7 separate regions of the Mus musculus genome follow, and regions 2, 3, 4, 5, 6 and 7 are each linked to region 1. The links are chromatin loops, found by intact Hi-C in ENCODE. Cell type or tissue: heart. All regions are shown on one strand.

Evidence for each region. A loop is a pair of places that touch in the nucleus more often than their neighbours do. Peaks named below come from ENCODE experiments on the same cell type or tissue, not always from the same donor. Only the 100,000 strongest peaks of a DNase experiment are listed, where the experiment ranks them.
Region 2: it touches region 1 in a loop (14-fold over the local background); 9 of 42 quality-filtered maps call a loop at or near these places.
Region 3: a loop joins it to region 1, with 5 times the contacts of the local background. A loop is called at or near these places in 5 of 42 quality-filtered maps.
Region 4: a loop joins it to region 1, with 2.5 times the contacts of the local background. A loop is called at or near these places in 3 of 42 quality-filtered maps.
Region 5: a loop joins it to region 1, with 2.0 times the contacts of the local background. A loop is called at or near these places in 2 of 42 quality-filtered maps.
Region 6: it touches region 1 in a loop (2.0-fold over the local background); 2 of 42 quality-filtered maps call a loop at or near these places.
Region 7: it touches region 1 in a loop (2.0-fold over the local background); 2 of 42 quality-filtered maps call a loop at or near these places.

Annotation. Positions count from the first base shown.
Region 1 is chr14:105,395,327-105,399,326 of GRCm38, forward strand. No RefSeq gene overlaps it. Among named protein-coding and RNA genes, the nearest start is that of 5430440P10Rik, 30 kb to the right of the region's middle. In heart, a CTCF peak has its summit at 2,293 (motif pointing right); a DNase peak (open chromatin) is centred at 2,425; H3K27ac peaks cover 562 bases.
Region 2 is chr14:105,922,877-105,926,876 of GRCm38, forward strand. No RefSeq gene overlaps it. Among named protein-coding and RNA genes, the nearest start is that of Spry2, 28 kb to the left of the region's middle. In heart, a CTCF peak has its summit at 2,052 (motif pointing left); no DNase peak of the experiment used is centred here; H3K4me3 peaks cover 531 bases; H3K27ac peaks cover 744 bases.
Region 3 is chr14:106,498,593-106,502,592 of GRCm38, forward strand. Gm29871 (a long non-coding RNA gene) reads left to right here. Exons shown (of 5, transcript XR_874942.1): 3 at 2,341-2,441. Among named protein-coding and RNA genes, the nearest start is that of Gm29871, 14 kb to the left of the region's middle. In heart, a CTCF peak has its summit at 2,210 (motif pointing left); no DNase peak of the experiment used is centred here.
Region 4 is chr14:105,473,036-105,477,035 of GRCm38, forward strand. No RefSeq gene overlaps it. Among named protein-coding and RNA genes, the nearest start is that of 4930449E01Rik, 24 kb to the right of the region's middle. In heart, a CTCF peak has its summit at 2,129 (motif pointing right); no DNase peak of the experiment used is centred here.
Region 5 is chr14:105,666,920-105,670,919 of GRCm38, forward strand. No RefSeq gene overlaps it. Among named protein-coding and RNA genes, the nearest start is that of Gm6145, 25 kb to the left of the region's middle. In heart, a CTCF peak has its summit at 2,206; a DNase peak (open chromatin) is centred at 2,192.
Region 6 is chr14:105,554,644-105,558,643 of GRCm38, forward strand. No RefSeq gene overlaps it. Among named protein-coding and RNA genes, the nearest start is that of 9330188P03Rik, 33 kb to the right of the region's middle. In heart, a CTCF peak has its summit at 2,350 (motif pointing right); no DNase peak of the experiment used is centred here.
Region 7 is chr14:105,563,027-105,567,026 of GRCm38, forward strand. No RefSeq gene overlaps it. Among named protein-coding and RNA genes, the nearest start is that of 9330188P03Rik, 25 kb to the right of the region's middle. In heart, no CTCF peak of the experiment used is centred here; no DNase peak of the experiment used is centred here; H3K4me3 peaks cover 1,047 bases; H3K27ac peaks cover 1,405 bases.

The DNA of each region.
Region 1 (4,000 bases):
GTGGCTAAGATCACTCACTGACTGTTCTTCCAGAGGACCAGAGCTCAGTCCCTAGAGCCCACATTGGTCATCTCACAACGACCTGAGCCTCCAACTCCTGGAGATCCTCTTCTGACCTCCAAGGGGATCTGTGCACCTCTCTCTCTCTCTCTCTCTCATAAATAAATAAATAAATAAATAAAAATTTAAGGCTATTAAGACAAAACCCATTTTATTCTCATCTGAGGTTTAAAACACTAGTGATCCAATCTCCAAAGTTTATATATTTCTAGACTCAGAGAAATTTCTTAAGATACAGAATAATCTACCAGATTTTGTTCTTGCATGTTCAGACATATGCAGTGAAAAACTCTATTATCCAAAACAGTGGAAAAATAATTTCATAAGCTTCTGGATGTTGAAGTTATTACCTGAAACTTGCATACTTGAGATATACAAAGATTTTTTTCAATTGAGTAGCGTTTTGGTTTTTTTTTTTTTCTTAAACTCATGGTACATAAGTGGTACATTATAAGAAACTTTAATGATGGTCCCACAAACAATTATAAAAGTCTTTATTCCTAAAATACATAGATCTTATTGAAGTGGAAGAGCGTAGATTTGGAAATGTATTTTCCTAAATCACATACTATGTCTATCCTGGTACCAGTGTTTACTCCTCAAGAATGTCGACAGCAAAAGATAAGACAACTGGCCTTAGCATCCAATGAGAATAATAGTTATTCTCTTGGTTTAAAATGAAATGTAGACTCTTGATTTAAACAGAAAACAAAAGACAAACAACTCTTAGTAGTCAGCATTCACCACTAACCATCTGATTTCAGGAACATGTCTATTAAGTACCCGTGGTAAAGGAAATAGCATTGTCTCTATTTAGACCCCTTACCCCTCTGCAACTCTCCTCTGATCAGTGAAGCCAGGAAGGAGAGTAAGGAGGGAAGAGCCATTCCTGGATGTCTCTGACTTGAGCATAGCAGCACCTCCGCAGATTCTGAGCTCTTTGACAACATCTCTGTGTCCTGCTCTGTGTCTTGGATCTTAGGCCTTTGGCTTCCTTGGGCGTGAAGACCACCTAGAACTCAGTCAACATTTTGAGAACTCCCCTTGCTCCCGCGGCGTCTTTTTGTGGGCATTTCTTTGTCCCTATCCTGTACAGAACGCACGGTGGCCTGTCTTCCACTGCTTGCCCATGCATCGGGCTGAGTGTGTGAAAAGGACACACCTGTCCTGTTCTGCCTGTAGGAATGATATTGCCTCTCAGGTTCGTTTGTGCTGATGCTTCCCCCACCTGGATGCTGTCTCTAGGTTACTCGGGCCTGAATCAGGAACAGCCCACTCCGCTCCTCTGTTTTCGGAGGACACAGAGAAGTTCTGAGTGTGCTATCCTCAGTCTCTATACTGGGCCTCAAGGCTGAGACGCAGCTCTGCTTTTCTATCCTGCCTTCAAAATGGGAGTGGATGAAGACATCACACACACCTGTTGCCCCTAGGGAAACTCTCCCCAAATGTTCAACTCCTTAGTTTTTCTAATTTTAACTTTTTTTGTGGCAAATAGTGGGCATGAGGGGTGAATGTCGCAGGCTGATTCCTTTGCTGATTCTGACATACATGGACATGGAATTATATTTTTTTTTACTAGGACAGTAATTGTCATTTTCTAGCATTAAAAACTTAGACCAAAGTAGTTCCATGCTAAAAACCTTTCATGCTTACATTTTAAAACATGTTAACTTGTCCAGACCATGAAAAGAAAAATATCCCCCAAAGGAACTTCTGAGAATTGACATTAAATATTTGCTTTACATTCTCAATGTTTGCAGGAAGCAAATTTTCTGTGCTTTTAAGTTTATTTTCTGATTGTTTTTGCTATTTTAATGTTACATTCTGCTCCAAGAATGTGGTCTTAATTGACAACATGTGTCTTTAGGAAGTCAGTTCAGGGGACCAATTATGTTGTAAATCACGGATTACACTGAGTCATGTTTCATCCACAAAATTCCAAGTTGGCGCTCAATGTAGAGACAATAGAGATGAGCATGTAGAGACAATGGAGATGAGCATTGCTTTGCACATGGAACTCCGAAGAGTCCTCAGGGAGACTAATACTTTCTTGGAGGCACAAGGTGTTGCTCTCTGGTATTCTTCACCGTAGCTGTGAAAAGAAAGCAAACACTTGTCCGCACTTTCTTCCACTTTCCCACCCTTGGCTTCCCCTAGAAATAAAAAGGTCTTCCATGTTGAATGAAACCTTAATCCGGGTTCCAACTCTGTGAGTCAGTAGATGACCACCAGGGGGCAGTTATGTTAAGCTTGTGGGCTTCCGTCTGCGGGCATGGGGACTTATGGAAGGTTTCAGAGCAGGATAGTGACCTGCTCTGAAGATGAAATTGGCAGGCAAAGTGAAAGAGAAATAAAGGCAGAGCCAGATCCCGGGGCTGCATGACTCTGAGGAGAAGTGGTGCAGCGGCCCTGGGGAAGATACATCAGCAGAGAACAGCATTCTGAGATAACGCTGGAAGAAGTGTTAAGGGAGTTGGAGGGTGGGTGGCTATGGAGGGAGACTAGACACGGAGAGCAAGTTTTCTGTGCCTGGGATGTTTATTTCGAAGATGATAATTCTGAGTTATTGCTGCTTAGGCATTACCCCTTTATATGAAATCCATTTCGTTGAAGTAAAATTAATAAAAATTTAAAGTGTATTTTTGAAATTGTCATTCTTCAAAAGTCTCCTAGAATACTTAAAGTATCAGTCTCTGACATTTGTGGAGGATTCAGGATTAAAGTGTCAGCTGGTTCTGTGCGAGCATGTGTGTGTGTGTGTGTGTGTGTGTGTGTGTGTGTGTGTAGAGGAGGGGGGCAAATGTGATGTCTGCCTTCCTTTGTTAGTTATCATGTTTTTCTCCTTTATTAAATCACAGATAGTTGGAGAAAGAGGGCCCCGATCTGCCTTTCTAGTCTGATTTACAGTCACTAGCCAGTGGAGAATTATGGGTACATGTCTCAGGAGACCTTTGTGTTAATACATAAATCCACATTATGTCAGAGCACTTACACCTCGACATTTTAACAGAATGGAGAGTAAATGCAATGTTTGCCCAAATATCAGTGAGTTCAGCCCATGATGGTGTTGCATCTTGGAAAGTTTTCGAGCAAGCCCCTGAAAGATGGAAGCTAGAAACCAGACCCTGTCAAACACTGCTGTTAATGTGACCCGTGGATTCTGACGTTTTAAATTTCAGTTTTGCAATTTCTTTTTCCTCTGTCCTTTCACTGGTTCAGCTCTAGCAAAAGTAGATGATGTCAATTACAAAAATAAACACTGAAGCTTGAGGGGTTTGCTATTAGAGAACCTGAAGTTTTGATGTAAGATTCAAGATAAAGAACATCACGCCAGACTTTCCAAATTATGTAATTGGTTCTTAGCAAACAAGCACTTAGGATAAAAAAGTTTCAAAAGCCACATGTGTCTGGTTTCTCTATTATGGTGCCCTGGAGTTTTAAAGCCACCTTCCCCAGGTCCCCACCACACTGATGCGTATTTTCCTGAAGAGTGTCCCTTTCATACAGTTGCGACCACGTGTGTCGTGGCAGTCATCCTCCATGGGATTTCTGATTCACCTTTTCCCACCACCTTGAAAGGCTCTGTCAATCATGAGTTTGGATAAGGCATTCTTTTATATTTTCTAAAATATATTCAGGGCTGCGGAGTTGGCTCAGTAGTTAAGTAGTGTGTTGTACAGCTAGCAACAGTGAGGACCAGAGGTCAGCTTTCTGGCATTTACATCAATGCTGGGGGGGGGGGGGGAGTGGGAGGGGTCTGCTAGTAATTCCAGTGCCTTTACAGCAAAGTCACAGATCCTAGGAGTGAGCTGGACAGCTAGGCTGGCTGAATGGACAACTTTTGGTTTTGAGGGACCATACCTCAGTGAATAAGATGGAGAATAATCAAGAGAAATTCCTTATGCTAACTTCAGGTTTCCACAGGCATGTGCACACACAT
Region 2 (4,000 bases), 530 kb after region 1:
TATAAATAAGGATATAAATTATCTGTGAATTAACACACAAACGACTTGGAAATGTCGAGGGCTCTGTCGTCTAGATGACTCATTTCACCCCCATTGAGTCACAGCTTCCTCTTGCTAACAGATGCTTAGAAATGGACTGGTTCGGTGAATTTCAAAGCAGCTGGAACCTCCGTGGCCTTAGCATCTCCTTTTCTGGATCACTGCGGCCTCTGGGCCACATGTAGGGGTGAGCTAGGGAGAAAGGAGCTGTGCGCAGACTTGCCTCCTGGCCTCCTGCTTGGCTGCCACTCACACAGCTTGCCCCCAGAATGGACTTCCTGTGTTGTCAGTCTTACTCAGTATCTCACCAAGCACTCTTTGTCACTCAGCCTGAGACAGAAAGGGGCGAGATAACAAATCTAGACTGCTTGTGTTGATTTTGTGGATAACCTAAAGGGCTCTCGGGGGGGGGGGGGGGGGCCCACCTCTACTTCGGCAACAGCCTTTCCTGTGACATTGAGCCAGGCTTTGGACATCCCGTTCCTTGGTTTGTGTCAATGAGGAATGAGGACCGCGGTGCTGTGTCCTCTTACTTTATTACAAAGTGCAGTAACTCGAACATTTTTCTGAACATTGAAAGCCCTTAGCAAAGAAAACATAACGAAACGCAAATTACAACCACCACAAGAGACAGACGGTCTTTTCTGTTCTCAGGAGATGGGAAGGAAATCACAGCTCACTAATTACATTCTTTACCTCCAAAAAGAATATGTTGTAGTCATGTAAATAAGGTCTTCCCTTCCGTCATCCTTCCAGTTTCCCCTATTATTATTGTTGTTGTTATTGTTATTATTTGCCCACATCACCATCCTCTTCCTGCAGATTTCCTTCTTCTACGTGGGAGACCTTAACACTTATATGGGGTCAAAGTTCAACAGCAACTGGCATTAGTCAAGAACGTGTCTAGTAGGCACCGAGACAAATAAGGAGATCAACTGAGTGATGGGACTGCATAGCAAGTCATGGTGTGTTGGCTTCAGCAAATTCCCTGGGTTCAGAAATGAATTCACAGAGGTAGCGTTGGCAAGCAGGGTCTCTGGACTTTGGTGTCTTTATATCCTAGGATGCGTATTTATCCGGAGCTCTTTGCAAAGGGATTGGACAGGATGGAAACCATCGAGAAATTGAAAGATTCTTCCTGTTGTGTGGGAGAAAGTATCATATCTATACCTGTAGCCTTTACCTTCCTTTGGTTAAACAATGAAAGTAGGCTCAGTGCACCTGGGAGAGAAACACTGGATCATTCCATTGCATTAGAATTTATAAAATATTCCAAAAATTCGAGAATGTATTTTAATTTCACGTAACAAAAAAAATCCCCCTTTAAGCGGTTGAGTTTATTGCTGCTATCTTGTGTTATGAAGACACTAGCAATATCAATCGTGACTTAGAAATCAGTTTACCTCGTCTTCCTCATGACATCTCAGGAAGGGACCTGCACACGGGCTCCCCATGCATCACGCATGCGCACCGTTTCCATGTGGACCGCAGCACCTGCACGGCAGGGCTGAACTCCTGAGCTCTGCACAGGAAGTACTTATACTACGTGTCCTAACGTTGTGCTTATTTCATTTTTCCTCCCAAAGACGTTATTCGATATTGGGTAGGAAACACTCAGAGATGATCCACATAGGACATATATTCACATATACATATACTTTTTAAAAATAAGTTATAAGACACATTCCAGTCTGTTCATAATATGGATCAGAATAGAAGGTAGATTATTAACTTTGTAAGCATTTTTCCCCCGGGTTTGTTTCGCCTTTATACCAGACATGCATTACTTTTTTTTTTTTTTAACTAAAATGTGAATAAAGAAAATGTTTTGACACTTGTTCAATAAAAGTGACTTTTGAGACAATTTACCAGTGGCAAATAATATTTGTGATTTATCATTTTTGTCAATCATGATAAAGGATCTGAAAATCCAGGAGAAAAGGCTTTTTTTTTTTTTTTTTTTTTTTTAAAGGCACACATTCAAACCCACAATGGTTGTGCTCCCTCTGCTGGCTCTACTGGGACAGTTTGGGAGGATAGAATAATAGCAAAGAAAATTCTGATTTTTGTGTGTGTTTTACATATTGTTTTGACAGAGACGTTTCTCCTGACAGAAAGTTTTAGGTTAGTTGGTAACATTTCCCCTAATATTTAGTAGTGATGCTGAAGCAGGCCTAGATTACTGTCATATTTTAAGTGAATTTCCTTTCTTATGTTAAGTAGAGCATAAAATGTAGCAATTATTTCTCCCCCATATTTTCCTCTGTTTGGGTACAGTCTCACTATATAGGCCATGCTGGTCTCGGCCTCCTAAGTACTGGGATTACAGGTGTGTATCGCCATGCCCAGTTCAAAATACAACAATTTTATTTTGTTGAAAAAAATTTTTTTTTTGTTAAAGATAACCTTGTATAACTAGTTATTGATAATTTGGTGTTTTCATCATTCATTCCAGTGTGTGTGTGTGTGTGTGTGTGTGTGTGTGTGGTATATGAAGATGTGTGTCTGTGTGTGTGTGTGTGCATGAGTGTGTGTATGTGTGTGCACATGTGTGTATGTGGTATATGAATGTGCGTGTGTGTGCATATGTGTGTGCCTGTATGAGTCTGTGTTCATGTATGTGGCATATATATGTGTGTATGTGTATGTATGTGTGGTATGTGCACAGGGACATGTAAAGTACAGCTCAGGTGTGATTGATTAATGACTGCTTGTGAGAATACAGTTTCTTCTTCTACCGTGGCTTCCAGTGAATCTCAGGAAGCAAACTCAGGGTATCAGGGGTGGAAACAAGCACCCTTAGCTTCTGATCGGTCTCGCTGGTTCTGTAACTGAGTCTAACCGTTCATTTGTTTACCTGTCCATCAGGCTCACACCAGAAAATAACCAGATGGGGATGATATCAACATAGGCTATTGCATTTAAGAAACCACTTTGTTAGATAACGTTCGTCTATATCTTCCTGTAGTATAGATATTTGGAATTGCTCAGGTAATATAACTTTTCATGGTCTAGAAATTAGAACTAAAGGTTCTCAGAATTACCCATTTTCTTTCTGGAATGTTGACGTTCACATCTCAGTGATGATCCATAGATACTGTCATTTAACAAATGCTTGCATTACATCACTGAATTCTTTGCTGTATTCTGTTATAACATTCTACACCATGTCTTAAAAAGTGTTCGATGTGGGCTGGAGAGATAGCTCAGCAGTTAAGAGCACTGACTGCTTTTCCAGAGGTCCTGAGTTCAATTCCACTGTTGTGCCTGAAGACAACAACAGTGTACTTACATATATAAAATAAATAAATGTTTTTTTAAAAAAGTGTTTGATGTGAAGCTTGTCTGTATTGAATTCAGCTCCTTCTACTGGTCTTTGCCTTTAGGTGAACATCAGTCAAGTAGCAGGTAATAAATGAGCTGGTTCCTAAAGGATGTGTGCACTCAGCAGGGAGGTTTTGAGGAGGTTGAGAGGCTCTAAGGACTTTTAGAAGAGTCAAAGAGAGAATCACTGCTTCTAGGAAAGGCCAGACTGCTAGGAAAAGGGGTGGGGAATAAGGAAAAGATGGGGGCGCTGTGTAGCAGGGAGGATAGAAACAGCATTTCCTTACCTGAGAAACCCTCCCCCTAAATATTTATCTTTGTGAGGAAATGCCCTAACAAGTAATGACGTAAACAAGTTAACATCCGCAGTTCATTTTCAGACCCTGCAAATCATCACCAAAAAGAAGGTGTGGGTCAGAGGCAGCTAACGTCAGGGAGAAGCGGTTTCAAAAGAAGCAATTCAGCTGTAGCTGCTAGAGTTCTGGCGTGGCATGGGAAGGCTCTGGAATGACTGATGATGTGGAGGACACTAGGGATGGAGCAGAAACAGATCCTTGGGTTTTAGTGCTGAGGAAAAGGACCATCGGGCAGTGTGTCAAGGCAAAGGTAAAATGTGTTCGCTACGGCTGGCTGGGTG
Region 3 (4,000 bases), 1.1 Mb after region 1:
GTGTGCCCTGAAAGGAAGGTATAGACATCCTCCTTTCAAAACAGGGCTGGGAGTAGAGAAATGAAGGAAAATGCGGCCTGGTAAATTTTGCAATCTAATCGTGAAAAAACCGGGAAGTCTTCAATTTGTTTTGAAGGTGTTGTCTTGTTTAGAAAAATTAAGTCTTGTGCAATCATTCTGTGAGGCTGCATTATGGACGAGGCAGAGGGCGCGCACTGGCACGGACTCTCACTAGAACCCGTTTTCTTGGTTCCTCCCACTTTTTTTTTTTTCATGAACACCATCACACATTCGCTCCTGAGTGAGTATATCAATCTGCTTCGTGCCACTAACTTGAGGGAATTGTCAGCCTCCTTTTCTTTAATATTCCCACTGCTTCTTTCAATACAAACAGGTAACAGTTCTAGTAATGTCCTTACAAGTTTGCCATTTGATATGAATAAGATGCGCTCCGTCAATACAATCTATACCAGCATCCCTTTTACCCATTGTTTTTGTTGGTCTGTACCCGATGCAGAGTTAGTGTTCCCAGAGCGTTTCCTTTTGATAAGACTCCAAGGTCGGTCAACGGTCTGCAGAATGTTCACTATAAAATCCTGGGAACTTTCTCCATGGTGAAGATGTTGTCATATGGACATGGTCTTGTACATAGCACTTAGCTCTGCTTAGGATATTTAGCAATTGGTCTCCTTGGTGACTGGCAGCATCCCTCCAGCTCTTCTGAGCTTTGCATGGCAGTTCTGGGAACTTAAGTCTGGGCTACCCTACTTCTCTCAACCTAAAAGCACTTGAAAGGTGCTTAGGTCAGAGATAACATTGATGGTGTCAGTCTAGTATCACAGATTTAAAATTGCATATTGGAAAAAAAATCTAACCCTCAGATTTTTAATTGGGATGGATAATAATTAGCAGAATATCGACATGATTTCAGAATCGGTGAATATTCTCAAACTTATCAGGTATTCAAAATGAATATGTCTCACTGTTCTCATCCACTCTAGGGGCAGACCCCTGCATTACCACACTCGCCACCAACAGGTCACAAAAGCCATCCTCGCAAATTTATTCTTTCTTACCTGAGAGAAATACGAACAAAACTCCATAGCATTTCTTAAAATCTGCAAATGGCTTTTGCTAGGGAGTAAATGTGTCTAAGAAAATCCCCACTTTATAGGTAGGTTAAAGAACAGGGCTTGTAAGGGATGTCAGAGTGAGGAGTCAGGAGGCCCCATTCCCCCCACCAATGAGATCAACTTTATCCAAGTGCTAACCAGAACAGGCCAGTCTTTCTGTCCCTCTGTCTTTCCCTGTGTGCTGATACAGGTTCCTCCCACCAATGAGATCAACTTTATCCAAGTGCTAACCAGAACAGGCCAGTCCTTCTGTCCCTCTGTCTTTCCCTGTGTGCTGATACAGGTTTCTTTTTGTCATTTGAAAGCAGAGACCAGGCCCTTAGACTCTGCCACTATAGGCACATTACAGTCAAAACCCCTAGCTTTCAAAACTGTTAGAAGTAAAACTCTATAAAGTATGCAGGGTATGAAATGTTTATACAGTAATGCCAAGAGACAAAGCCACCTTTCGTCATAGGCTATCTGTTTTTTTCATAATGCTATAACACTTTCCATATTAAACATGACAATAAATACAGCCGTTCACAATAGTGTCCCTAAAATAGTTTAATAAAGTGCTTGGTATTTGACATCAGAAATGCTAACGAAATATTGGTCATTAACACTATCTGGGCCACGCTGAAATTTTGGTTCTTATGTTTAATGCTTGGCTGGTCTCCTTGACACTCTTGTTAAAAGATGCACCAATCTAGAATAATGTGCTCTTCACTTGAGAGCGTGAGATACAGAAAACAATCATGGAGGACCCTCCCTAATCCTAAACACAGAAACGTAGGCTGATTACACTCAACAGACAATTGCAAGAGGTACAAAACACTTGTTCCCGGCTGTGCTTAGCAGCTGTTCAGGCTTAAGGATCTCGGCCACGATACTTATTTCTGGCCTTTCAGTTACGAGTCTGCTTAGTATTACTTAAAATGCTGGTTTTGGTATCAGAAAAATTAGAATGGAATGAACGTGGAAGCAAGCCCATAATTATCCAAACAAAACCATGATTTTTACAGAGCAATCCCTCCTGTTATTTCCACTCATTTCGAAGCAGTGTTTTAACAGAAGAGAAGGGCGCCCTCTAGTGTTCTAATGAAAGATGAGCAATTACATACGCAATTCACTTCTCAACTTGAACTTGTTTATCTTAGACTCTCAATGAAGGATGCATACGCGTCAACAACTTTCCCCATGTTAACACCGAATATTTCCTTCACAGAGTAAACTGCGAAAGAGTCAGAGGAATGAAAGAAGGTCTCCTTTTCCCACCCTCCTCAGCATCCGGGCAGCTTAAACGGCACCATGATGATGACGTTTCAGGTGACTTTAGCCTTACAGGATGCCTCGTTGTAAGTTAGATGTGTTTCTATTCCCTTCTCCCCACCTCCAACTGTATCGGTCACTCTGTTTCCAGGCTCCCTTCTGCAGCCTTTACCACCACGTTAACAGGCTGGTGTGCTGATCCCAGTACCTCAAGAGCGCGATTGTGCTGTGTTTGGAGATGATGGGTCTTTATAGTTAGATAAGAAGGGTGGGGAACCTGCCATTACTCCTGAGTCCTTATGAGGCGAGGATACAGAGAATCGTGTGTGACGTCACACCATTTGCCATTTACAAGCGAAGCAGAGGCATCTACGGAGAGAGGTCCGTTCCGCTGATACCTTGATCTTGCACTTCCAGTTTCCAGATCCACAAGGAAACATTTCTGCACTTTAAGGAATCTACATGTTTTAATTTGTTGTGATAGTCCTAGCAAGCTCACCTAGAGTTCTCTTCTTGTCCTCTGCGCAGAAAGCTGATATTCTTTTTTTTTCAAAGTATTACTTCTAATTTAGTTTTGAGAAATGAGAACGGAAGTTTAAATATTAAACGGTCAAAATAGAAAATGTGTTATTTTCAGTTTAAAAACTGAATGGTAGTAATAGAAAAAGCGTTATCTTAGCTGTGTGTCGTCCTTCTCTCTCCTGAGCCTTAACTACATCATCCTCTGCCTTCCTTTCTCTACTCCAGTCTCCTTGCACACTACCTCCTAAACGGACAAAACAGACAGATGACAGAAAATACCTCACCTCACACCACATGAATTCCCAACTCTGAAAATTACAGGGGTGTTGAAGTTATAGATATGAATCATTATGTAAAGAGAGCTAGTTGCAACTAAGCTGGACTACCTACGGAGTTCAATGTGCGCTGGACAGCATAGACCAACGCTGCAGCGTGGTTGATATACTCAGGGCCACTCCACTGAAGAACGCTGATTGTCCAGTTAGGACTGATCAGTTCTGAATAACTTACTGAGGAGGGGTGCAACCACACCATCTTTTTACCCCCATGGGTTTTGGGATCTGAGCTCAGGTTTTCATGCTAATGCCACAGTTACTGACTGAACCCTCAGTCTGATTATCATGACATTTTAATGTTCATTTATCACCATCATCACCAAGTGCTGTTTAGTCTCGATTTCCTCACTGGCTTTCTAGTCACTTAAAAGACACATCCATGGTATGTATATGACAGCACTCTCAGGGGGAACACTTGCTCTGAATGTGGACAGGGAAGTCTACATGGCTAGGGAATGGACTGGAACAAAAGGGGGCTGGGGAAGCAAGGTGAACAGAGTTCGGTGACTGCAGACGCTGAACAGCCACTGGGTGCTTCTGCTGCGACACCCTCTCTGGTTACTCACCATATCTTTATGCTGTGAGGTAGAGAAAACCTTATTTCCCTATGTCTTGGTCAGGCGTTTTGTCACAGTAGTAAGAAAAGTAGCCAATGCAGTAATCAAGAGAAAATCACATTATATACTGGACTTTGTAAAATCATTTAGTGGGATATGAATCTGTAGTCATTTACATATAGTTTTTATTTTATAGAAATGT
Region 4 (4,000 bases), 78 kb after region 1:
TAGAGATATTAACTGAAAGTTAAGAGTCTCCTCTTTTGTTCTTCTCATTGTCTCTTTTGTTCTACTAGTTCTCAACTTTCTATTCATAGCTGGGACTATGTGTAAGTAGCCAGACTGATGGCATTTATAATTATTGTTTACATTTCATATTAACTTTTAGTTTTCCTATTTTCACATTTATGATAAAGTCAAGGCTTCTCAAGTTTTATTAAATATGCTTAGTTACTTACAGTTTGACACTCTTATTTCATTGATTACTGTCTTGTTTTATTATCTTAGATGGAGGGACTAGTACAGTTGTTGCAAAACCCAGATCATATATAAGCACTATTCCAGTTTTCACCTGGTTACTGAGGGAGATATAGTTTAATTAAATGGGCAGTGGTTCAGGCTTCCCTTTCTGATTAGTAAGCTTTACAAGTTGGTTGATTCCATAGATATCACTTCCAAGCTTCATTAGTTTCTAAAGTCATTTATCTACCCCAAATGTTTAAAAACTTTATTGGAACATACTGAATTGACACTAGGACTATGGAATAGAGGTAATGGAAGTTGGAGCATAGGAAAAAGATGGTGGGTACAAAAAAAGGTGAGCTTGACATCTCTGAGTCTTTGCTAGAAGGAAGAGAAAAAGGATCATTGAAATGACGTTATCATTTATATAAAGTTTCAGGACACTCAGGAGACATATATGCCTAAGGTGAGATTTGATAGAACATTTAGATATCAAGTGTTTATCAAGAGGAAACATGTGGGGCCAGGGAATTGGGGATGGGGGACCAGGCCTGGAACAAGAGGGAGATCAAAGTGTGTCCAAACCCTGGAAATCTGTCCAGAGATCAGCAGTAGGATCTAGTCCTTTCCCTCTGCCCTGGGCCTTCATATCCACTTGTAGCCCTTGCTGGCCTACTTCGCCCCAGTGGAGGAGGTCATGTAGCCAGGTTAAACTTCCTTTCCCCTTATAAGGCCAAGTCCAGCAGCACCAGGAACTTCTCATTATGCAAATGAGGCATCCCTAGTGCACTGGCCCTGTCAACGATGTACACTCACTCCACAGTCCCCGTAAACAGCCGCATGAAAATTAGCTGTCTCACTGAAGAGGCCATCCTCACCACTACCTGCGATCTTTTAGCTCCAGCCTTAGGTCTTCCCCCAGGATTCACCAGTAGTGATCAGGCAGATCCTGCTATATGAGAAGTCTGAATTGCAGAGAATCTCTTAAGCCTAGCAGAAAAACCTAACACTGCACCAAGGGAGTAGGACCTTACCACTCCAGACTGGTCAGGATCTTATCAAATTTACCCTCTGGAGCAATATATTTTGCCAAATATAGCTAACTGTGTTCAGTATATGCTCTTACATATCAATAGCTATTACATATCAATAGCTATTACATATCAATAGCTATTGGAAATATTTTGTCAAGTTCCCAATGCACTTGTATGTACACAGAGACAAGGTAGCTATTGAGAAAGGGAAAAAATGGAAAAAAATTGCCTTCCAAAGTTTGCTCTATCACTTGTCAGCTGAAGCAGGATAAGGAATAACGTAAGAGCAATCTCTGTGTTAGATACATAAAAGTCACTCATAGAAATCATTAGTTTAATTTTCTAACTTTCTAAGAAAGTGTTTCTATTTTAAAAATGTTTAGACAAAAAACGTGTGTGTGAATAATGTACAACGTGATGTTTTGCAATACGCAGGCATCATAAATGGGTAGATCTGCTTAACTAAATAATGGTGGATTAATTCAGATGCATTAATTCATGCAGTAGTCATTTGGGGATGAGTGCTCTTAACACCTACTCTTTGCGTTTGCAAAGAAGCCAGACAGATGCAAAGCCAGGTCAGTCACAGTTACGTGTGCCTGAAGATGTGGCTAACTGGCTGTCTGCTTTTTTGCTTCCTTACTTTGTGAGTGGAAAGGCGGATGCTGTTAAGTTTCTGCCACAACTGGGTGGATTAAAAAGACTATCACTGGTGAAACCAATGTTATTTATCATTTCAACCCTCCCTTTAGAAGAAGTCTGTGGTGACCAGACACTTTTTTTTTTTAAATAAGAAAAATCTTTGTGAGCTACTTCCTATGCTTGTACCAGCCCCAGCCTTTCCTCTTGAGATTGGGCCTATAGGTGGCAGCAACTGTAAACTCTTGAGGTGGGGAGCTCTGTGCCAAAAGCTCTCTTGAAATACTTGGAATAGTTTAAATATTCTTTGATATTCAAAAAATGAAATTTTCTCAGATAAGGAAGTGAAAAACCAGCCTTCAGCTGTGACTTGTGAGTAGATTCTCCATAATCCACATTGCAGAGATTAGACAGGACACAGAGCCTTGACAGGCTGTCTCTAGAGGTTTATTCTGTAATCATGGTTGGGGTCAGTCTTGTGACTGGCATGGCCAGATTGGCTATCTTTTCCATAGAATCATTGTGGATAAAAGATTTTGGGTCTACAACAGCCTATGGTATGGCCATCAAGCCCTTTGTGCTAAGCATTCAATAAATGCTGGGGTTTTAACTCCACGCTCGTATGTTCCACTGATTGTGAATGTGAATCACCAAGATAATTCAAGGTTTTGCAAGTCAAAAAATGATAACTTGCATAAATCAGCATATGACTTAAGGGAAACTTATAGACAATTTCCATTATAGTTTGGGTTATTTTATTAAATTTTTTTTACTTATTTATTTTTGAGGGCATGGAATTTTATCTGGCTTTCAAGGTGAGGAACACTTGTATTTTCAGTGATGTTTTCCAAGGGACTGTCAGTTAGGTTCTATTAGTTAGGAGGAGCTGAGACAATATGAACTTTAGATGTCTGTCTATAAGTGATTGATAAACTATATTTGACATGATTAATCTAATCACACCAGTCATTTTCAGGGTTTATAGTCTTGTGGCTCAGTCCTTTGGGAGACAGTGGATTGTATCAGTTATATTTCAGCCAGCTAGACCCAGCCTTTATGTTTCCCCATCCTGACGATAGCCTTAAATGATTCTCCTTTATCCATTGCCCTAAAATGCTGTAAGGAGTAAAAGATTGCTACTTCAAATATAGACCATTGGCCATTGAGCACAAATTGTTTAAATTTAAGTATTTAAATAAAAGTCAAATACATTTAAAAAATATAATCAAAAAGGGATTTTTTTTGGTAGGCATTATTTAGTTGGGCTATTTCAGTTATGTTAATTCATTGGAAAAAGAAAATAAAATAGTATCACTTCTATAAAGAAAGTTTTAGTATGTGCCAATAGCAAGAGATTCACTGAATCAGAACAGATGGAAAGATGATCCAGCGGCTAAGAATGTGTAATGCTCTACAGAGGACCAGAGGTCAGTTTCCAGCACCAAAGACTGGCAGTTTACATGTACCTCCAGCCCGAGGATCTGACGCCCTCTTCTGGCTCCATGAGTACCTGTACTTCTGTGCACATAGCACACAGACACGCAGACACACACACACACGTTAAAAACATCTTTAAAGAAACAGCTAATAAACACTTGAAACAACAATATGAACTAACCAGGACCCCCAGAGCTTGTGTCTCTAGCTGCATATGTAGCAGAAGATGACCTAGTCGGCCATCACTGAGAAGAGAGGCCCCTTGGTTTTGGAAACTTTATATACCTCAGTACAGGGGAATGCCAGGGCCAAGAAGTGGGAGTGGGTGGATAGGGGAGCAGGGCGGAGGGAGGGTATAGGGGACTTTCAGGATAGCATTTGAAATGTATATAAAGAAAATATCTAATAAAAAATAAAAGTAAAAAAAAAGAAAGAAAGAAAGGAAGGAAGGAAGAGAAAGAAAGAAAGAAAGAAAGAAAGAAAGAAAGAAAGAAAGAAAGAAAGAAAGAAAGAAAGAAGGAAGGAAGGAAAGGAAGGAAGGAAGGAAGGAAGGAAGGAAGGAAGGAAGGAAGGAAGGAAGGCAGGCAGGCAGGCAGGCACCCATGTTATAGATTTCAGGATTTTTTTTTTAAAGTAAGGTATTGACATTTTAGGTT
Region 5 (4,000 bases), 270 kb after region 1:
TGGCTCATGAGTTCCAGTGCAGGTTTCTGGAGATTTATTGGTGACAGCTTTTTCTTCCAAGAGAGTATGTCTCACTTGGCTTCCATCCATCATACACACTTCTGACCATTCTTCCTTGCATCAAACTCTCTCTTGAGATGCACAGAAGCCAGAGAGTTCAGTTGGTGCTGTGTTAGCCTCAATAATTTTCTGATTATTTTAGCAGTGCTGGGGAAAAATATGAAGTAAAAGTTTGTCTTAAGAATCTACCCTTTTCTAAATTATAGGTGATGGGACACAATAATAAGTCAGTACTGGCAAGGGTAGATGAGGGGGACAAAAATTCTAAGCCAGTGTGACATTCACAATGAGACTTGTCTCAAAACCAAAACAAATAAAAAACAAATAAACAAACAACAACACAAACGTTTATACTTCCAGGGAACTACTTCAAATACACTCACATTTTTAGAGCTTAACTTAGTCACATTTAAAAGAACATTATTTACATTGTTCAAAATTCACAATTGCCTATAGTTTCCAGACAGAAATAAATTATTCTCAAACCCTGTGGATACAGGGGCTTTGAAATAGACCAATGTGCCATGGAAACATTTTCTGTTGCATTAGTCCACAGGATAAGGAAATGTTCTAGACCAGTCCCTCTTGTGCATATCAAATACACAGACTGTGGGACTCCTGGATGCCATCCAACCCAACCTGCCACATTGCCCTGAAATAGTGTCACACTTTTCAAATTCTCCTATGAAAAGTTTACCTTAGAAATATTTTGTCTGAGTTCACCCAAGGAATTGAGATCACAATGCCCTGAGAAACGTGCTGTGTACAAGGTCTGTGACCAATGCACCAAAAACTCTAATCACCGTCAAACAGAACCTTCTAAATCTGCAGAACTGTGGGATTCGGATGCCCACACACACACAGGAGGAGTAAAGAGATTTCTCTAGCCTTGCCTGTCATCAGTCTTCCTGTTTTAACTAAAGTTTTTGTATCAGACTCAGGGACATGTACAGGGACATGTGAGTTTAAACGGGGTTACATTGTGTCACTGAAGTATCTCTCTATTCCTACGTTTTTCTCCTCACATCCAGTGGCATAGATGATTTGATCTGGATTTGTTTTTCACTGGAGATAAAGAGTATCTTTCGGAAACGTCAAGACAGCTTGTACAGGTTTAATATCAGGGGATAGTAAGATTAATGACAATAAAGAAAATACCAGGAACTGATAACACAACAGACAGACCTGAGTTGGATCAGTGATGTGCAGATGGAGGAGCCAGTTGTGCGGGATGGAAGGACGGGGTGGGAAGGAACAGTGCAGGAGGCAAAGGTTCTCTACCTCTGCTTTTCCTGTGTTTGTGAGTGTGGGCTGCAGTGGGCAGCAGCACCAAGAAAAGGGACTCAGTGTAGAGAAAACTAGTTGTTAAATGACCCTTAGGATCCAGCCTGTTAGAATCATAAAGGCAGCCTCAGTCAGAAAGGTAGGCAAGCCTCCCTCCAGCTCCAGCGGAGGTGCGAAGGAGCATAGCTGTGGGTCCTGGAAACCCGTGTTTGCACCGGACATTATTAGTATTTGAATTGGATGGTGGAGGGACAAGTGCATCTGAACTTATTAAAACACCTTACAGATGTTACGTTTTGATCCCTCTACTTAAGGCCATTTTGTCTGTATTATAAGACAGATTTAAAAAAAAACAGATTAAAGTCATTTCCCATTAAGTTCCTTAACTATTCTGAGAATTCTATGAAGCTCCAGAAGAAGTCCTCCAATTAATCCCTTTGTACCATCAAAGACTTCTATCCGCTATATTCTACTTTAATTATTTGCAAAAAATAGTTTAGGTACAGATCTTACTAGGAAAGCACTCCTCACTACTCTTTCCTTGTGCATACAGAACCCTCTCTCATAAAAATTGTGTTTATTTATTTGGTTGGTTTTTCCCTTCAGAGTCAAGCAGGCTGAAGTGAACCCATCTCATTTACCAAATAGACTTCATTTCAGGGTTACCTTGGCCGGGGCACATTAATTCTGATTAGCTAGGATTTTTGAAAATGAGTCAGCTCAAGATAAATGAAGCCTCCTGCCTAAAACCAATCGAGCTTGGCTGGGCAGGGGCTTGCTTTTCTTGCCTCTCTCTCCCCTCTCTTCCTGCCAGATTGTCTGAGAGTGCGCTGCGCTCAGGGATGGCCACCAGGGATAGCTTCAGCTCATTAACTTGCAGGAAGCTCTTCATAGGCATCACGCTTCCCTCATCTCCCGCGGAGGGTGCACTCGAGGTTTGAGCCGAGGTTTGAGCGTGGGGTGGGAATGGAGGCGTTTCCGTGCTATTTTGGTTTCTTCTACTGACTGGCTGCTCAGCTGTTCATGAGTCACCCTAACCTCAAAATCTGTCATTAGAACAGAAATAATGGCACCTATTTTCTGTGCCTGCCTGAATTGCATGAAGACATTATTCATATTTCTGAAATCCATGTGAGAATTAGTCAAGGTTAGATGTAAGGAAAAATTTTAATGTCATTGCTATTAAGTTATGATTTGTGTTTGTCTTTCAGACTTTGAGAATTCTCTGTACTGAAAAGTTAAGAATGAAAAGAGGTCTTGGGGTAAAATTTGGTATATTTGACAAGATAGTTCAAGAATACATATTTTTTCAAGATCTCTATCTATTTATCCACCATTTACCTTTCTATATAATACATTAGAACTTTTAAACTGTTATATATATATAATGCTGGGTTTTTATTCTCATGACAAATCTGAAAGGATAGTAATTTTAACTGCTGTCATTTTCTCCTGTTCCCATCTTTGTCCTACTTCTGAGACATAACCATACAAATAGATCAACACAACCAGACCTGTCTTAGCTACCATGCCACCATGAAGTGAGAAGCTGACATTAAGGCTTTGGGATGTAAAAGTCGTGGGGGTCGGGGTGGGGCAGTGGTCAGTAAACCGATTTTACCTGGATTGGGCAAGATGGTAGAACATTCCAGACCTTTGCAGAGACTGGAAATACCTGACCTATTCTTATGCTTTTAGAAAAGGGTCTCACTATGTAATTCATGCTGACCTTGAATTCATGGCAATCCTCCTGCCTCAGCCTCAGAACTTATTTATTCAAATGTTTACTTAATGACACGTTCTTGAGTAGCCTGTGCTGAATTAGACACTAGGGATGCCACTTACAGAAGACACTTGCCATAGGAGACCACACTTTAGAAAGAAGATACTAATGGAATATGGAAACAGTGTAACTCCCATGATATTTAGGAGATTCTCACTCAAATGTTGCAGATAAATGGTTCCTAAGGCAACTATTTGGAACCTCGAAGGGAAGGAATTCAGCTAATAAGGAGAAGAAAGCTCATCTATATCTTAAATATATTTTTCCTACAGCTTGTCTTGCCTACTTTAGTTGGTCTTTTTAATTTGTGAGTTTAATTTATTGTTGTTTCTGTTCCTTTATACTTACAAAGAAAATCATTAGAGGACATGGTTTTGTTTCTTAAAACATTTTATCTATAGTTGATATATTTATGAATTGTAGCTCTTAGCATTATACAATGTATGCTGTGTAGCCTTTGGTAGGGGATCATACGCAAATGTCAAAATTATGACATCATTTCACTTTTTTCTTTCAATATCCAGCTAGCTTACATGGCAGGTTTGTGTGTACAGCATATATCTGGAGAGACTATATCCAGATATTCTTTATCATATTAAGCTTCTTACACAGATTGTTGTATACTCAACCATTTGTTAGGAGTGTTTTACAAAGGCTCTGCTTGCTTGCTCCTCCTGGTCCACCCTTTTAAGGTTCCTTTCACATTGAGCAGTCTGTATTACTGATTCTTACCAATCCACTTCTGCCAGTCAGAACGGTCTTTGTGAAAAGCCTCTACGAACAAACAAAAGGAATCAATCAGATACCTGCTTTTCACTCTTCCCATCTTCTTAGGGTTTCCATTGCTGTGAAGAGACAGCATGACCAAGGCAA
Region 6 (4,000 bases), 160 kb after region 1:
GCAAAAACATAAGCAAAAAGATTCACACACATAAATAAAATTAAAATTAAAGAAATATTTCGCTTAAATATAGTCAGATCTACCTTTCCCCCAGGGTTTATTATGCCTAAAAAGAATCTGGGGAGTCTTAATATGGATGGTGAATCGGGTGAGAATCTAGTAAGTGAAGTCTGAGGACATGGCCTCATTAGTTATTCTTGTATACCCTCCTGCAGAAGATGGGCCAGAAGTAATATGCCTTTTAGAAAACCTGTAGGTGGGAAGTGAATGAAAGATAAATTGTGCGAATTTTTCCAACCTAAAAGCTTGTAGTCTGTCAATTATTAGTAACAAACATAATAATGAAGAGAGTCTCGTCTCTTTTTTAAGACACTATTTCCCTTGCTTGCATGTCTATGGGGCTGACATCTTCTGTCCTTCTGAATCTCTCTTTGCCTTAGTTTTTGAGACAAGGTCTTTTACTGGTCTGGACCTCACCAGTTAGACTATGCTGGCTGAAAAGTGAGACCCAGAGGTCTACATGTCTCTGCCTGTTAAATGCTTGGATGACGGGTGTACCAACACACCATACCCAGAATATTAATATTGGTTGTCAGGATCTAAGGTGGTTCCTCACACATACATGGCAAGGACTCAAGTCGAGCTATCTTCCCAGTTCAGTTCTGTCTGTTATTGTAATTGATCAAATGAAAAACTTAGCAGTGTTCTCAATGTTCCCATGGGGGCTTTAATGAGATAACTTATTCACAAACAATGAATTAGAAAGCACCTTAGAAAGTCTGTCACTCCCCATGAAAGACTGTTTGTGATTCTCCCCAAATTATTATTATTATTATTATTATTATTATTATTATTATTAGTAGTAGTAGTAGTATATTATATTTGGAACACAAATTGGAGTAGGTAGAAAAAATGGCTGCTGTAAGGTTTTCTTTTTCCATCCTAATCCCTGGGTCCTATGTCGATGGAACTTCATATTGCACACAGGAGCAACGACTTCAGGTGGCATTAAAACTGGTAATGAGCTCACTTGAAAATAAGAGATGGTTTTAAATTACCTGGGTAGACTTGGTATAATCAGAGACTTCTATGAGTAGACAAGAGAGAAAGAAGGATGTGACCTCCTGCCATTGGCTTTGAAGATAGTCAACAAGAACCCAGGGGTGCACAGGACTACAGGAGCTGAAATTACCTCTACCCTAGAGTGTCAGAGAGGAATGCTGATGCCTCAAGGTTTAGCCCAGTGAAGCTAGTTTCAGATATTTACCTGTGGAACATTGCCATTTTGTATTATTTCAAGTCATTGAATTTGTGGTTCTGTGTTGTAACAGCAGTATAATACTGATGCCGGGACACATTTTAATACAAGGGATTTCTAAGGTGATGGTGATTGAAGCAAATGACTAAGAGCAAATTGTCCAGAAAACAAAACAAAACAAAACAAGCATCAAACTGTGGCCTTTTTCCATCCACCTAGGCAAATACTCCCATCATGGCCAATTTCAAATGACCACAGTGCGGTCACTCAACTCTCAGTTATGAAGAGATGCACACAATGTCTCTGGAGGAGGAACACATCAGCACACTATTGGAATTAGTCTGGTAAGTTGGGTGCTTAGCCCTTTGGAATTTCATGACCCACATTAGTAGAGGCAGCTCTTCAGATAAGAACCCTGCACAACTAACTCAACATTCCAAATTAACTTGATGACATTTTCCCCTTGGGTAATAGACACTGTGGCCAGTGACGGAACAACAGTCACTATATCCAGTCACCCAGCCTAGACTTTTTCTCATACTGAAAAAACATTGAACCGCTTTGAAACTAGATCTTCCTTCTAACCTTATTGTCTCATAACAGTGAAGAAAAGTAGGAAAGATAGCATGAGAGAATCTGAGCTAGCGAGAAGAGCTGCAGCATTTCTCCTTTTCATCACTGACTATATTCATTGTGCAGGACAGGGCACATGGCGTCAAGCAGCTGATAAAAGAACTGTCTTTACGGACACCAAGATTGGTTGATGTCAATACTGAGAAGTCCTTCTTTCCTTCCACAACCAATCCAAGTTATCAATAGTGAATCACCTTACTCCCAAGGAACCCACTTGGGGGTGTGAGAAAGTGTTAGAATGGGATACAAAGCATTATCTTGTGACTGCTGCCCCATAAAGTCTGTGCTCTGGGCTTCTCAGTAGCCTCGGGAGTCTCTGCTGAGCTTGTTAACTCTCTCCTTAGGGTGGAGGTTCTTACTAATTAACTACATTTCTGTCTCTTCTTCCTGTTTAGATGATTTCTTCTGGATGACTCTGCCTCTCCAGAGTAAATGCTCATTTTGTCTCCTTGCCCTTCCTCTAGATGGCGTCAAATGCTGGGGGTTTGGTGTCAGGGGACTCCTTGTAATTCTGTGGCACAAGGTTGGGCTTCTGTGAACACAGGCTTTTGCTCTGTGTAGTCATTTTAGAACTCGTGGTGAAGAAGTTATTATTTACCTGGCCACTGGGATCTATTAGCATGACATTGGCTCTATGTGGTCTTTAGAAAAGAACATATTGGCTGCCACACCTAAGGTTTTCAGCTTCAGCCATTGCCCACAGCCTCATGTTTCCCTTGATCTTGACAGAGACTTCTTCCAGAATTCTGCTCCTTCCCCCACATCTACATGCTCTTGTTGGCACACACAGGATGCGTGGATGTTCCATACAGAAAAGTGGCATACCTAAGGTTCACAGGGCACCCTTTGTGGTGTTCTCACATAAGCTTCATGTTGGACACAAGAGAAGAGCTTCATGATCCTTGAAATTTTACCAAGGAAGTGTCTGTAACTCCATCAGTCTAGGGTCCCCAAGGTTGTTAGTGCAAGTAGTTCAAGTTCATTTGGTTATTCTTATATCGTAGGTACCTCTCTAACCTGCACTATCCTGAAAGAGGTTTCTCCCAATAGCCTCTTTTTACCTTTCTCATGGGCAATATCTATTTCAGTAAGGCTCACTGGTTAGCTTTAATAGGTGGGTGAGCTAGCCTTTCAACACAAATGAAGGAATTCTTCACACCGGAAGTAGCTTCTTGTTTTTCAATAAGGAATCATAGAAAAACTGAGATGTAGCCATTACCTAAGATTAAAGTGTATTGACATGAGTTAAACATGCAGCCCAGAAGTAGACCAAATAGTAGTAATAAAGTAGCCAAGCATTTGGTTTTCTTTAGTTTGAATGTTAGTTACTTTTTTGTTACTGTGATAAAACACTATGATCCCAAGCAATTTATGGGAAAAAGATTTATTTTGGCTTATGGCTCCAGATGCGGAGTCCGTTATGGTAGGAGAGAAATGTCAGCAGGTGTCTGGGGCAGGGACCTGAGAGATCACATCTTCAACTACAAACATGAAGCTGAGAGTATATAACTGGACATAAGCCAAGCCTGTGGGTTCTCAAAGCCCAGCCCCAATGACAGACTTCTTTCAGCAAGGTTCTACCACCTAAATCTTCCATATTTTCCAGAAGAAGTGCCAACAAGAAACCAACTGTTCAAATATATGACCCTGAGGGAGACATTTCTCATTCAAATCATCACAGTGCATAAGGTGGTGGTGGGCTCAGTCATCACCAGTGTGAACAACTCAAACTGGAAACAAAAACAGGACATTGATTTAATATCTTAGCTCTTCCCAATTTATCTGTTGAAAGAATTGTGCTAATGAAGACAGAAAAATCCCCTTATTTTCTGACCAGGATCATTTCAGAACTTAAATAAAGCCTGCTGTGGTGGTACATTTTTATGATCTCAGTACTATATAAAGCCAAGGCAAAAGAGTCATGAGTTCTAGGCTACACAGTGAGATCCTGCCTCAAAATAAAACTACAACTACAATGACAGCAAAGATTGGGGTGGGGGGGAGTAATTAAATCCTGTTGGGCTTTATGTCCAATGTGCTTATATACTAATTTGGTGAGTTTACTGGTATTAAAGTTGTCTGATCCCAGTGCTCTAACTAGCATTAATA
Region 7 (4,000 bases), 170 kb after region 1:
GAAGATGAATCTGGCAGAAGCATGCAGACTGCATTGGGTGGGGAAGGAAGAAGTTGATAGACCATATTAAAGTGTGTTGAAGATAGACCATATGTGCAATTGTAAGAGTCTCAACTTACTTTGGACACACAATTGTGAACTTTGAATGAGACTGCCTTGTAGCATTATTATTAGAATCCCTACAGGCACTTTTTTTTTTTTACCTCTCTCATTTTCCTCACAATCAGAAGGACACAACTTCCCACATTTTGAAGTAGAGCAATGGAAAGGACTCTGGGACAAGGACATGAGGTCAGTGGGAAAAAAAATAAGGAACTAGAAATAATCAGTCTAAGGAGAAGAAGCAGAGTCCGAAGACTCTCGAATGGAAGCCACTTGGGAGATCTCACGAGGTTGAAGTGTTCATCTGAATGGCCTTCATCCCAGATGCAAATTCATCCGACAGAAGTGTGTGTGCCAGCACCAGAGAGCATAGACTCCTGAGATGATACTTAATATAGTACCAACTCCACAGGGGTTGGCAAATAGAGACAGCCAATATAACAGTGGTTTGGCTTAAAACTGTTTCACTTAATTGTGGCTTGTAATTGGTACTTGTTTGGTAGAAATTTTAATTTAATTTTTAATCTTCCCTTAGGTGAGTGACATGCAATGTGGTGGTCTTTGTTGATGCTGGATGGTGGCCTTCAGCCATAGCTTGCAGTCAGCCTTTACAGTGTACAGTGTTGTTAAACTATGCTGTGCAGTAAGTGTTGTGCAATAAGACCATTTTCCACTCATTGCATTGTCAACTTAGGGTGGGTTTGTCAAGATCTAACCCTACTGTAAGGGGAGAAGCATTATTGTTGCGGATCAGGGCTGTTTGTCCTCTCAGCCATGCCCACAGCATGGCGTCAATACCTTGCTCACAGAAACCACATAGATATGTCTGCTTGCTTTTTGAGAAGACAAAATTAGCAAGCAAAGGCCCTGTGGTGTCTGTGCCATCATGCCAGGATCAAGGAGACCAATTTTTTTAAATTGTTGACAAACTGCAATTTATCAAATATTTATTGATTAGTTTGAACTGCAAGTGATCAGAAGACTGTTAAATTATATGAACAGGTGGGTTGAAATAAGAGTATCCTTATTTAACTCTACAAATCCATAATACATAAAAACCCAACACAAAAGAGTAATTGCCCTGAAGTCTTCACAGCAGCTTACACTTCTTTTTTTTTCTTTTTAATATCTTTTTATTACGTATTTTCCTCAATTACATTTCCAATGCTATCCCAAAAGTCCCCCATACCCTCCCCCCCCCACTTCCCTATCCACCCATTCCCATTTTTTTTTTTTGGCCCTGGAGTTCCCCTGTACTGGGGCATATAAAGTTTGCGTGTCCAATGGGCCTCTCTTTCCAGTGATGGCCAACTATGCCATCTTTTGATACGTATGTAGCTAGAGTCAAGAGCTCCGGGGTACTGGTTAGTTCATAATGTTGTTCCATCTATAGGGTTGCAGGTCCCTTTAGCTCCTTGGGTACTTTCTCTAGCTCCTCCATTGGGAGCCCTGTGATCCATCCATTAGCTGACTGTGAGCATCCACTTCTGTGTTTGCTAGGCCCCGACATAGTCTCACAAGAGGCAGCTACATCTGGGTCCTTTCGATAAAATCTTGCTAGTGTATGCAATGGTGTCAGCGTTTGGATGCTGATTATGGGATGGATCCCTGGATATGGCAGTCTCTAGATGGTCCATCCTTTCGTCACAGCTCCAAACTTTGAAGGAGACCAATTCTTGCAGACTAGAGCTTAGGATTCTTGGTGAACCAAAAGCGTTTGCCATGACACCACCTCTACCTTAAGCTACACACATTAATACTTTGAAGAAACTAAAACTAGTTTTAGATTCATTCTTCCATTCTTTCTATGCCATGGAATTCAAGTCACCCAAGAGAGAGGTAACACCCTCTTCTTGCATTCCTCCCTCAGATTTTATGTGGCATGACCTGTGGTTTAGGAGCAGGAAAGCTGTCTGCACAGTTACATTCTTACTATTTGAAGTCGGTAGTATATCTGCCTTTAAGTTCAGACAATCAAAGCCGTCCTGCACCTTAGGCTCCCTACCACTGTCTACTTTTCCTCCTGAAGTAATAGTGAGCATCAACTCTGAGAGACACTGTTTGTACCATGGGTTGAATATTTGTTCCGTATCTGGTAATATCCTGAGAGCTTTCCATACAGTCTTCTTTAACCTATATAGCCCCTTTAGCTAGCAGCTATCATGTTCCATTTTTCCAGAGGATGAAATGGGATCAGAAATTAAGAAACATACCTAGTCATTTAAGAAATTAACATGGACTAGCAAAGGCTCCCAGGGTATTAGTGATGAGAAATTGAACTTTTTCACTGTCTCCCTAAGTAAGAGTTTCAGTATTACATTTATGAGTGATAAACCGAATAAAGGTCAGGGTATGCATAGACACACAGTCAACTTCTTGTATATATCTTAGAACATCTGAAATCTCAGCTAATGAATGGAACTTCAGTAAAATGCCAGCTGAGAATCCCCAGGCTGAAGCACACTTCCCAGGTTGAGTCAACTCTACGACCATTTTTTTCCCCTAGTCTTTCATATCTAAAAGTTCTGATGTTAAACGACCCACCCAAGTAAAACCACCCTTCCCCCACACACATAAAATAACAAATTATTTGGGAATAATTTGCAATTAGTAGAATAATTATTTGAGATCTAACCTAGCAATGCAGTTGATGAGGAAAACATGCCCTTTGTAGATATCTAGTATACTAGACTGTGGAGAAACGGCGCTAAGGTCAAAACTGCTCAAAGCGGTCACACAACGGACTGAAAGACAGCAGCAAGAGGGGACTGTGGAGCTGATGCCGCTCCGCGAGCTGGGCGTGGAACGTGGTGAAGAAATCTGTTGTTATAATGTCATGTTTGTATAGATTCACACTTAGGCTTGGACATGCTTCTATTCTAGGAACTCGGTAAGATAACCAGAGGGGATGGAAATTCCTGCCTGGACTTGGGTTTTTAGACAAGCTTCCTCTCTTCTCAACACCTGTCACGTGAGAAACGGCAGCTCGAGCACAGACTTGGCAGGCAGAGCTGTTCGTGTTTTCTTAAACACTCTTCCTTTCTCTGCAGTCGTACCTATTTTGAGAGAAGAAGTAGTCTCACACTCGCTGCCCAGACTTCCGAAGGGCATTGAAGGCTTGTTTGGAGCACAGAATTTATGCCGTGCTGACAAATAGCTGACACCGTAATGCTGCCCAGAGAATCTACACTGTCTGCCGACCAGGATCCCATTAATATGCAGTATTTCATGGACAACCTTTTCTAAGTAGGTTTGAGAGGATAATGCCTTGTTTGAATAATAATATGGCACATTTTACTATTCAAAGCACCTTATCGTAAATCTCTCATTTCATTTTTGAAAGCACTAGGGAGATAAGACCAGGATTATTACCTGTGGGTACTTGGAAGCTCAGAAAAGTCAAGTAAGTCACAAGGCAGCCTCCAAGGACAGCTGAGGTTTCCAACTCTTCTTTCCCAGCTCAGTTGGGCAGTGTAAGAAGAATGTTCAGGCTCCAGTACCACGGGTAGAATACTGAATTTCCAGGCACAGCCACTGCCTCTTCCATTTCCATAGCTTGCTTCCAGCATCATTTAGACGTTGTGGCCATATAAACAAAACAAAAATTGTGAATTATAAACAAAAGCTCATAATTCAACCTAGTCTCTTAGAAAATGTTTTTTAAAATCCAACTAAAAAAGTACATGAACTAATTAAAAAATATTTCTTGTTTGTTTGCTTGCTTATTCATTCATAGACAGGAGTTTACCATGTAGCCCAGGCTGGACGGGGACTAATTATATGTACAGGCTGGCCTTGATCTTGTAAGTCTGTTGTGTCAGCCTCCAGAGTGCAGCAAATACAGATGTGCATTTCTACATTTGTTTTAGCATATTGATTTTGAAAGATTTTCTTAATA